2 separate regions of the Homo sapiens genome follow, and region 1 is linked to region 2. A link is a contact called in ENCODE Hi-C data. All regions are on one chromosome and are shown on one strand. The core of a region is the stretch at or near the end of the contact, and the rest is flanking DNA. Distances in the headings are between cores, read along the strand shown.

Region 1 (5,514 bases), core at 1,976-4,475, 3.6 Mb before region 2:
ACCTTCCTTAACACCTAGATCAGACTAAGTAAATTAACTAACTTCAGATGAATATGTATTTTAAAACAATATCTCTGAAGAGAATAGCATATGAAACCTGCACATTTTGTTTTGCCAAACACAAATTCTTAGAAAACTAACTTCCACTGGCTTCAAACACAGCTTCTACTGAAAAAAGTCACCATGGCATATTCAGCAAGGAACACAAAGTAGATACAGGAATCCTCTTTTTTTCCCCCTACTATTCTGGACACTAGTCAAACGTTTACTAGAGAGGTAATTGTATGAAAAAAAAAAAAAGGATAGGAATCTTGGAAACAGGCAAAAAGCTGGAAAATAAATCTTATGCGTAAAAGCTACCAAAATGGAAAAAACGTTTTCTGATACAGAGAGATTAGATTAGATAACAAATTAGTAATCCCTCTCTCCAATGAAAAAAGAAGGATGTATATTTAAAAGATGGGCTGCAGACTGGATAATATAGGAAGAAGAGTTGACAGCAAGAGTGACTGTTCTGTAAACACGGCATGTACTTCAAAGCCAACATTCCATTTCCTTCTCAAAGTGTTGCCCTGATTTCTCCAGCCCATCAAGAACTCTAAACAAAAGTATTTTCAGAATCATATAGTTTAGAATTTAACTGCTCCATAAATGCTCATATTTTAGTTCTCTTTTAAACTTGCTATTAACTGTGAGGACAAATAATACGCATCACTCTCTGCCCTAAAAAATTACCTAACACAGTGGGGAGCATAGATTAGGTTCTCAAATATAAGTTAGGGTGACTAAATTATTTACTGTTTAAACTCGGACACTTTTGAGTGTCCATATAGAGCCCAATTACCCGGAAAAAGACCTGGCCAAAGATGTTCAGAATATTGTCTAATCCCAAATAAAGTCACCATCCTGTACCAGACAAACATAAAGCATATTCCTTTCCTTCAACACGACAGCTGTTGCCATTTACTGAGCAGAGCACTGACTGACCTTATAAACATCATCTCACAAAAGCTTCACAAGGTTGTTATTAAAAAGCTATAAATAAGTAAATTAAATCTTAGAAGGGTTAAATAGCTTGTCCAAGATTACAAGTAAGGAATTGGTGGAACTCAGTTTTGAATTAAAAGCCATGAGATGGTGAAACCGCATCTCTACTAAAAATACAAAAATTAGCTAGGCGTGGTGGTGGGCACCTGTAGTCCCAGCTACTCGAGAGGCTGAGGCAGGAGAATCACTTGAACCCGGGAGGCGGACGTTGCAGTGAGCCGAGATCGCGCCACTGCACTCCACTGCGGCAGAGCGAGACTCCATCTCAAAAAAAAAAAAAAGCCATGAGATACTAAAACATAAATATAAAAATCTACAAAGCAAAAAGTAACACACAAACTTGCCTTTATTCAGTCAGGTTTTAATACTCATAAGTTCAATTTAGATTCAAAAGATGAAAACTGTTCTGGACAAGGAAATGAGTGATGAATGAGCTAGCTAAAAGCACAGACTACAATTCTAAAGAGAGAGAGCAGACCGCGACCAGATCACTAAATTCCATTGTTCTAAAGTTTGTCACAAGGAACTTTTGGGATAGAAAAACTACACTATAAATACACATCCATTGTGAAATAAGAAGATGAAAAAGAGAAGCAAAAAGCAAATCATAAACATGATCATGACATTCTTACTATAAGCAGAATATCAAACTAATTTCAAAAGCAGACAGGTTTTCTGCAGTTTGTTTCTTTTTCCTTTTTTTTTTTTTTTTTTGAGACAGAGTCTCGCGCTGTCGCCCAGGCTGGAGTGCAGTGGCGCGATCTCGGCTCACGGCAAGCTCCGCCTCCTGGGTTCACGCCATTCTCCTGCCTCAGCCTCCCGAGTAGCTGGGACTACGGGCGCCCGCCACCACGCCCGGATAACTTTTTGTATTTGTTTTAGTAGAGACGGGGTTTCACCGTGTTGGCCAGGATGGTCTCGATCTCCTAACCTCGTGATCCGCCCGCCTCGGCCTCCCAAAGTGCTGGGATTACAGGCGTGAGCCACCGCGCCCGGCCCGGTTTGTTTCTTTAACCTTAACTCAGTTGCACTTAAAACTCCAAGAACCTCATTCATTCAAAAACACTTGAAACCGTACTATGCGTTGCGTGATGAGGAAACTGTCTTCGAAATAGATTTTATCCCCAACAGCAGCCCCAGTATGGTTATTCTCAGTAAACAACAAGCACCACCACTCACTAACCACCTACATTCGGTGCCACCTTAATGGCCCTGCGTTTACTTAATCTCGTATTACAACCACCCCAAAGTGATGATTACTGTTACAGTTATCAGTAAGGAATCCAGGAAGGTTCAGTGACCTAGACAAGGCCACACAGCGGGTTCAGTGGCAGAGCTGGGACTGAACACAAGTCGGCCTTTAGCACTCTCCACGACCCTAGGTCAATCCCGCACTACAGGGGTCGCCTATAGGGGCTGGAACCTAGAGGAATCCTGGAGAAGGAATTATTTCCTGAGGATTCCTGTAATATACCTCACTTACGAAGCCCCCAGGGCTTCCTACAATCTGATATATCACATGATGGGCGATTAAAAACCAGCCCAATGATTAAGAGGTCACTATTTCTGAAAGAAATGCAACCATATCCAGGAACGGCCCGGTCAGGACTTCGTTCTGCACAAGCCCACCTCACGCTAACATTTGCCCTGATGTCCCGGGGACCACACCCTTCCTAAGAGTGAGTCTCGCCGCCCTTTTCCCAGGCCAGGTAGTCAGCCTGAGGGAGGTGGAGGGTTTGCGCGGAGGGGGCTGGGTGGGCGCGAGGGCCTTTTACTTCCGGGACCCACCACTGCCCTCACCTCCAGACCGCTAAGGGCTCCCGCGGTAAACGCCCAGCAGCAGCTAGGCTCCCCACAAAGTCGCCCCCAACCCAAAAGGCGTACTTACGCCCCCGCCGCTGCGTCCGCACGTCGTCGTGACGACAGCCCGCCGTCGCCGCGATATAAAAAAAGGGTCAGAGGCGCCACGGCTGCTGCAATGGAAACCGTGGCAATCCTTCTTGTGCTCTGAGTCGGCTAGGAGGGAGCGGGACGCAGGGGGCACTACAGTGGGTAGACTAGGAAGGAAGGCAAGGGACGCGAGGTGGGAACCAGGCGAATTCCTAGACCTGCTTGCCGCAGAAGAGTGCCCGCTCAAGTGGAACAAAAGCGCAGCTAGTAACCGGCTAGTGGCTTCTCTGGCAACGGCGGCCCCACCCCTCCCGTCAGGCCCGCAGCAGGCTGCCGATTGGTCCGGGTTAGGGACGGCGGGCAGCGCCTATAGCTATTGGAGAGGGTGAGGAACGGGGCAGGGAGGGCAGCTTCGTGTCTATCCTTGTTTCTCGGGTAAACATTTTTTTTTAAGCGTTTGTTTATGGACAAGGACAGCATTTGTGTACGTTACCGAAAATCATAACCGAGCCCAACTAGAAAAAAAGGAAATAAAGCCAATTCCGAGTTTTCTGGCGCTTGGCCTGGTTGTGCCCTGCTTTTGCTTTTTAAAGAGAAGATTTGAAAACGTGAAGGCAACTGCGACCGGAAGAAACCTCCTTTTAAATGTATAGTAGTATTTTTAGCTGAGATGCCTCCCTGGGCCTCAGGTTTTTTCCTGTTAAATGAGGAAGCCTGAGGATGTTCTGCAAGGTGCCTTCAGGGTCTCAAAGTCTTTCGTATCTGTGCCACAGCCAGCTGGTCTGGTTTATAAAGTCCTGAAGAAGCAAAGCAAGATTTTAATTGGAAAAATATCTTCATTCAATGCCTCTACTTAATATTCATGTTAAGAATCGTACACCAACCTATGAAGTTCACAAGTAGAGTAACTGTCAACTAAGCCATAACCGTGGCATGCTGCTACCTAAATAATTGGTTTCACTAAAGCACTCCAGCAATGTTTTTCCACCAGTACTGTAATTGTCCCTTTCATAATTTAAAGCGGGAGACAGAATTAGTAAATTTTTTAGTAAAGGGCCAGTGATATGGTTAGGCTCTGAGTCCCCGACCACATCCCATCTTGAATTGTAATCCCCATAATCCCCACGTGTCAAGAGAGAAACCAGGTGAAGGTAATTGAATCATGGGGGCAGTTCCATAATCCCCACGTGTCAAGAGAGAGACCAGATGAAGGTAATGGAATCATGGGGGCCGTTTACCCCCATGCTAGTGAGTTCTCAAGCTATCTGATGGTTTTGTAAGGGGCTCTTTCCCCTCCACTGGGCACTTCTCCTTAACGAAGAAGGTGTCCTGCTTCCCCTTCACCTTCCGTCATGATTGTAAGTTTCCTGAGGCCTCCCCAGCGACGCTGAACTGTGAGTCAATTAAACCCCTTTCCTTTATAAATTACCCAGTCTCAGGCAATTCTTTATAGCAGTATGAAAATGTGCTCATACAGCCAGATAATATTTTATTAATAGGTTTTGCAGGTCATATGGTCTCTGTGATACTATTTAACTCTGCCATTGTCTTACCAAGAAAAGCCATAGATGATACATAAACATAAACATATGAGCTCACTAAAGTACGTTTGTGTGCAGGATGCAACACTACAGTGTTGGGTAGAAATTGTGATTTCTATCTTCATGGCAACAAATGGGGACTAGAATGTAAAAATAGCAGGCAATGAAATAGAATAAAGATACTTGAATACAAATAATACTTCAAAATTAAAAAGCAACATTTTAGATAACCTGTTTGCAGAGGACAAACAGAAGGTTAAATGAAAGTGTGATGGAGAATCACCACCTTTACATCTTTGCACTCTTTAATAGTGCCACTAATCACTGGAATTCCCCTAGGACTATGGTATTGCCTTTGGTTTAATCTTTTAGTAGATAAGGGCAGTTCCAAAGGCTTCCACTTTGTCTTCCTATTATAATAGCCATGAGTCAAAAAGCCAATGTCAAGATGCTGTAAATCTCCTTTAAGGTTATGACATTCAGGTCTCTTCATTAGTTCTGGTAAATTTTTTGCTGTACAAATTAAGTAGAATCTTAGCAGACTATCCATTTCAATTATAGGGGCAGTGATTAATTATCAACTCCTAAAGATCCCCCTTAGTCAAACAATATGATACACCCTGCTGGTATCATGGTATCAACAGATATCTCATCTCTGATGGCTCAGTGGTATCACTTGGCCTCTATCACTTTGGGATCTTACTATTTCCATTAGGGAATTAGGGATTTCATGCAATGGCAGCATCTTTATCCCCAGGCTTATAGAATAGCAGCTACAGAGCTTTTAAAGGATTCTGGCATTCCCTATATTTTCTCAATGCTTTAGTAAAAAGAAGGTCCTTTGGCCCTCTCAGAACACCTTTGAAAGGAGATGACTGGGTAACATATGATAAATCCATTCATACAGTACTATTCCCTAAGTCTTCTTTAAAAATTGATACATACTAGATGTACATATTTTCAGGGTACATGTGATAATTGGATACATTTATATGAATGTGTAATGTGTAAAGATCAAATCAAGATAGTCAGGATA
Region 2 (5,435 bases), core at 2,653-5,152:
GGACTGATTCTTACAGGAAATAAATCCTGAGCTGTGTTTTGAAGATGAGTACGGTTAACCAGGTGGTGTTCCAAGCAGAGGAAACAACATAAGCAAAAGTTCAGTGGTATGAAAAAGCACAGGGGTGTTTTGGGAACCTGTCGCCTAAAATTGGTAATCAAAAGAGAGAGTGTGGGAGAGAGGAGGCAAGGGAAATGCAGAGAGATGACGCAGTTCAGGCAGTGGCCAGATCCTGCTGCATGTGTTCTAGGGTAAGGAGATTTGACTACACCTAATCCTTGACAGAGACGCATGATGACATGTTGAGATTTGCATTTAGATCACTGCAACCCTGAGGAGGCTGAAAGACAGAGAGATTAATTAGGAAGCTGAGGCAATAGTTTTGGAGAGAGATAATGAGAGTCTAAACTTAGGTTGTGGCAGTGGGGATGAAGAGGAGGGGGCAGGTTTAAGATATTTTAGGCACTAATAAACAGATGAAAGACTTCAGAATGGATTGGAGGTGGGAGGATGAGGGAGGGCTGAGTTTTGACTAGATGACTCGTAAGCTGGGATTAGTGTGTGGCTGTTCATGATGCCACTAACAGAGATGAAAGGATACAGGAGGACGAACAGGTTTGAAATTATGAGTTCAGTTTTCAAAATGTTCAGCTTAGGTGAATATAAAACATGTATAGATGGTCTCTGACTTACTATGGTTTGACTTTATAGCTGTGTGAAAGTGACGTGCATTTAGTAGAAACTATAATCCAATTTTGAATTTTGATCTTTTTGCAGGCTAGTGACATGAAGTAGGATACTCTTTTCCAAGGCTGGGCAGCGTCTCCCAGTCAGCGATGTAATCACAAGGGTAAACAACTGATATTCTACAATGTACTGTGCTGCCAGATGACTTTGCCCAACTGTAGGCTAATGTAAATGTTCTAAGCACATTTAAGGTAGGTTAGGTGAAGTTATGATGTTCAATAGGTTAGGCATATTAAATGCATTTTTGACTTGTGATATTTTCAGTTTATGAAGGGCTTATTGGGATGTAACCTCAAGTAAGTGGAGAAGTATCTGCATAGAAGGGAAAAAAGGAGGAAACAAGAAAAGGGTGGAGAACAGGGTGAATCAATCAGGATGGAGGAGGAAAAAATGCTCTGCCCATTTCCGGGGCAACAGTAATACACATAGTGTATCTGTGAGCTTTTCTTGTAGTTGTATTTCCAGAGGTTGCCTCCTTGAAACTTGGTTCCAGCAACTGGGTGGACCCTGAAAAAAGGTAAATAATTTGATTCATGGTTTCCTATCTGGTGATCAACTCATTGTTGCCACCGTTTGCTCTATGAAAAAAAAAAAGTTTTTTAATCTGTGGTTCAAACTGCTCCAATGTCAGTTTGTCTTTTTCCAGATTCCTGAATGTTTGAATAACTTTGTCCATGTCTCAAACACTGTTTCCAAAGTGGCAATAATACAATCCAGTATGTGTGTGTGTGTTTCTATAGGTCATCCTTCAAGCTCTGGATGACTCTTCTGCCACAAATCTTACCCATCTGTGAACTGTTACAGCTCTTTTATTTGCACCTTAAAATTCAGAACTGGATCATAGCCTGTCTCTAAAGTTATTTTTTCTAGACTTGACATTTTCTCAAGGAGTACAGGTTACTGAAACAGAAGAGAAATTAGTCCAATAACATCTCTTTTAAATGTCTTGAAAATAAACATTGGTGACAGTTTTGGTTCATTATCAAATCAGAACCCCTGAAGTGAAACCTGAGTATTGGCACTTACTAAAAGTGCCCTGGAGGATTCCAGAGTAGAGTCACAATCAAGAACCACTGACTTAAATGGCCAAGAGAGCCCCCCACCTCCGCATCACTAAGTATATCTTCAAAGAAAATGAAACATAATATTTGGCTAAAGAGAACTTTTAACAAACACTAATCATTAATAAATAATAAATCTTGTTTTAGGCCAAATATATATTTTACATTATGAAAGTGCTCAAGAATTTGGAGATATAGAAGAACACATAATCATGTGTATATAAAAAGTCATCACAAAAAGAATCATCGTTCATGTTTTAGAATTCTTTTTTTTTTTTCTAGGCAAGAACTTTAATGAATTGAACTGTTACTGACAACATAAAAAACCAGTATAATATATACAAAATTATCATTTTATGTCAGGATAAAATTTATCATGTTGGCAACAGAATATGTCCTGCCGACCTCCAAGTGGCTGGCACAGTACATCCACCCCGTGACAGGCCCACTGGGACTGTGGTGAACGTGCCTGTACCTCAGTACAAAGTCCCCTTTCCCTGAGAAATGTACAGAAGGAGAGATGAAGAGCGCGTATCCAAAAGGAAGAGGAAGAGGCTGGGTGCCCTGTGCCCCGAGCTCAGAACTTCGGGGGGATGACCGGCCAGTAATTAGGCTGCTTTGGATCACAGTGCTTGTCAAAGCTCAGCTGCACGTTAGCCTCCATGGCCTGGATCTTGGCGGCGCTGTCCCAGTACAAACGCTTCATTTCGGCCTGGCGCCGCTCACCAGGCCTCTCAGCTGGGGCCTCTACCGACCGGCGGGTGTTGCAGTACAGGTCGTGTTCAGCGTTCACGTAGCTGTTCAGGCGCTCCGCATCCAGCTGTTGCCGCCGCAGTAGTTCTTCTCTGTGCCTCTCTGTCTCTGCAAAGTACTGGCGGAGCTCTTCGGTGATTTCCATATTGCTCAGGTCACATGCTACCTCTGCATCTGACTCGGTCTCCATCTCTTCCTCCTTGGATAAGGCTTGGTCTTCTCTTGTGGATGCCTGGATCCTACTGCTGCCATGTGGATGTTGCCCAGACCCTCTGAAATGTGAAGAACTGCAGGGGGAGTCCTGCTAGGCCACATGATGGTCATAGAAGGACTGAGGATACGCAGCCTGGTTATCGTAAGAGCTTTGGGGAAGAAGCGCAGGAAGGAAGAACCATGGAAGACTGAAACAGGATTCCACCGCCTTCCTGTAGGCATTGTGGTGGCTTTGCATCCAAGCCATTGCTTGATGATAATGTTGCCAGTATCTTGCATATACTGGATGAGAATACCAAGGCCTGGTAGCTTTTGATGTTGATGCCTTCACCACTGCCATCTCCGATTGTGAAAGTCCAAATGGGTGCCGAAACTTGTGGGCGCGCAGCTTGCAGATCCTGGGCGGTGGCCAAGCAGGCCATGTTTTAGAATTCTTTCCAGGCGGGTCGCATTGGCTCACGCCTGTGATCCTAACACTTTGGGAGGCGGAGACGGGGCTGGGGGTGGGGGGATCGCTTGAGTCCAGGAGTTGGAGACCTGCTTGGGCAACATGGCAAAACCCCCATCTCTATAAAAATAATTTAAAAATTTTTTAAAAGAATTATTATTTCCATTTTATTTCAGTGCTTTGTCCTTTAAGAAAATTTATTGACATAGCGATAATCAGACTCCATACGCTATTTTGTATCTTGCTTTTCAAATTTGCCACAGGCTTCTAGAAACGTCCCAGACTTCTGTGTCTCCATGGAGGAAACCCCGTAAGTACTTACAAATGTTATGATTAGTCATCCCTAGCCAATACTAAGCAAAAGGTAGGCATGCGGTTTTATTAGTTTGGGCAGGAAGAAGGCATTCCAACCGGCTTCTTTCGCTCTTGCCAGGTTCAAACATGGCGGGCCGCAGCCGGCCCTTCCCGTACACTCGGCTTGCTTTCCCACAACCCCCGCCAATCTTTAGCGCTCCTTTTTTACCTTCCTTCCCCGTCAGCGGCTCCAGAGGGTCAGCACCTCCGAGCGTGACAGCGGACCTGCTTCCCGCCCCCCACGCGAGGGCCCGCCCACCAGCCCGCGTCAGCCAATAGCAGGCCGCGCCGATGGGGCTGGTAGCGCCGGTCGGCCCCGCCTCCCCAGCCTCGCTGTGGCCTGCGGCTCCCGGGCTGGTAGCGCGCCGCTCTCGGTCGCGCGGAGTGATCGTGTGGAATCGCGGGTCGCGGACGCTCGCCGCCGGCCATAGCTCAGCCTAGCGCCGCCAAGGCCGACGGCCCTCAGCCTCTGCCATGGACTTCGAGGACGGTAAGCGCTGCCTCTGGCTGGTCGGCGCAGCTGGCAGGAGGCGGGGTGGCCTACGCAGGGGGTCTGTTTACCGTCTCAAGATGGCCGTGTGGGCTTTGTTCTGCGGGCCCGGAGGCCGCCCGCCCGCCCCGGGCCCAGCGCCCGGAGTCGGCCTCTTTGGGGACCCACGCGCCCCGATTCGGCCCGCTCGGCGCCCGCTGCCGGCGGAGACAAGAGAACTCGGTGTCCGGTAGGACGCGCCTAGAGCGCGAGAGCCTCCGGGCTGGAGCCCCAGACTCGCCTTGGCCCCTGGTAGTGGAAATTGCCCCGACGTCTCCAACTTCCCGGTCTCGGGCAAACGGGCGAGTGCGGCCTCACCCACCTAGTCTCGCATTCGCCCCACAGGGCAGCGACCCAGACCGTCCGTTTAGTTAATCCTCAGCCTCGGGTTACTTCTTGCCAGATAGAATTTTCAGAGGCTTGTTCACAGTGATGTTTCTGTTTGTCCCGGTTTAAGATGAGTTGAAAGGGTGTCTGTAAGTGATATGTATAGATAAATATCTATGCAAAATGGAAAGCAAGATGTTTCCTGGTTAGTAAACTGGGGTGTTTATCACCAAAAATTACCTGCTTATTAATCCCTAACTTGAAATATTTATGTGAACCAAAGCACTTTTCTTTGGATCGTGTGTAGGTAGGATTTAAGTTAATCAGAATTTTGGCACAGCAAGCATCAAATGTCCTTCACATTTAGACCTGTACACAGCCTTGTAAGTGTTTGACTTACGGATTAAATAAACTGTATTTTAGCAATACTTTTCAGTTGTCTCAGATACTAATTCTTTAAACCACTTTTACAGGGTCACAAAGTAATATTAATTTGGTCTTCACTTTTGTTTTCAAACCTTGCTTGGAATTGGTGTCAAGATAAAGTGGTATGTAGTGACAACATTAGGGAGACATGGGAAAGGACTTATGTGATTAAACTGGATTTAATCCTGAGTAACCAGGCATGCTTAAGTAAAACCAGTTCACTAAGTAGGCTGTAAACTTTTAACCCCACCAAAAAAATGATCTTTAAATGAGGTGTGATCTCAGCATATGTCTTACTCGATGAGCTTTTGATTTTTCATAACATTTCATGCAACAAAGAATTAAAGCTTTCATATCTAGGTACAGATTTGTGAAAGGGGACTGGAATAGCCCTCTTGTAGATACTTTTCAGTTACTTTGAAATAGTAAGTTCAGCTCTTAAGAGTAGCACACTCTCGTGGTTTTGTTTGTTTTGGTTGGACTTTAACTCATTTTGATGTAGATACCTTTAAACTATGAATATTTGGGCTGGGCACGATGGCTCACACCTGTAATCTCAGCACTTTGGGAGGCGGAG

What was found. A loop is a pair of places that touch in the nucleus more often than their neighbours do. Pooled maps may share reads with other maps.
Region 1: a map of B cell shows a loop between it and region 2 (24-fold over the local background). The contact joins the promoter of ODF2L here to the promoter of ZNF326 in region 2. A Hi-C loop is called at or near these places in 2 of 168 maps with a recorded cell type or tissue (B cell and CD8-positive, alpha-beta T cell) and 6 of 50 pooled maps.

What each region holds. Positions count from the first base shown.
Region 1 is chr1:86,393,098-86,398,611 of GRCh38, forward strand. It overlaps ODF2L (outer dense fiber of sperm tails 2 like), which reads right to left and starts at 3,226. Exons shown (of 17, transcript NM_001366781.1): 1 at 2,936-3,226. RefSeq lists an enhancer at 3,151-3,200.
Region 2 is chr1:89,991,208-89,996,642 of GRCh38, forward strand. ZNF326 (zinc finger protein 326) reads left to right here and starts at 3,903. Exons shown (of 12, transcript NM_182976.4): 1 at 3,903-4,066. The coding sequence starts at 4,051. It also overlaps the pseudogene GEMIN8P4. RefSeq lists enhancers at 3,555-4,121, 4,122-4,687, 4,569-4,618 and a silencer at 3,709-4,348.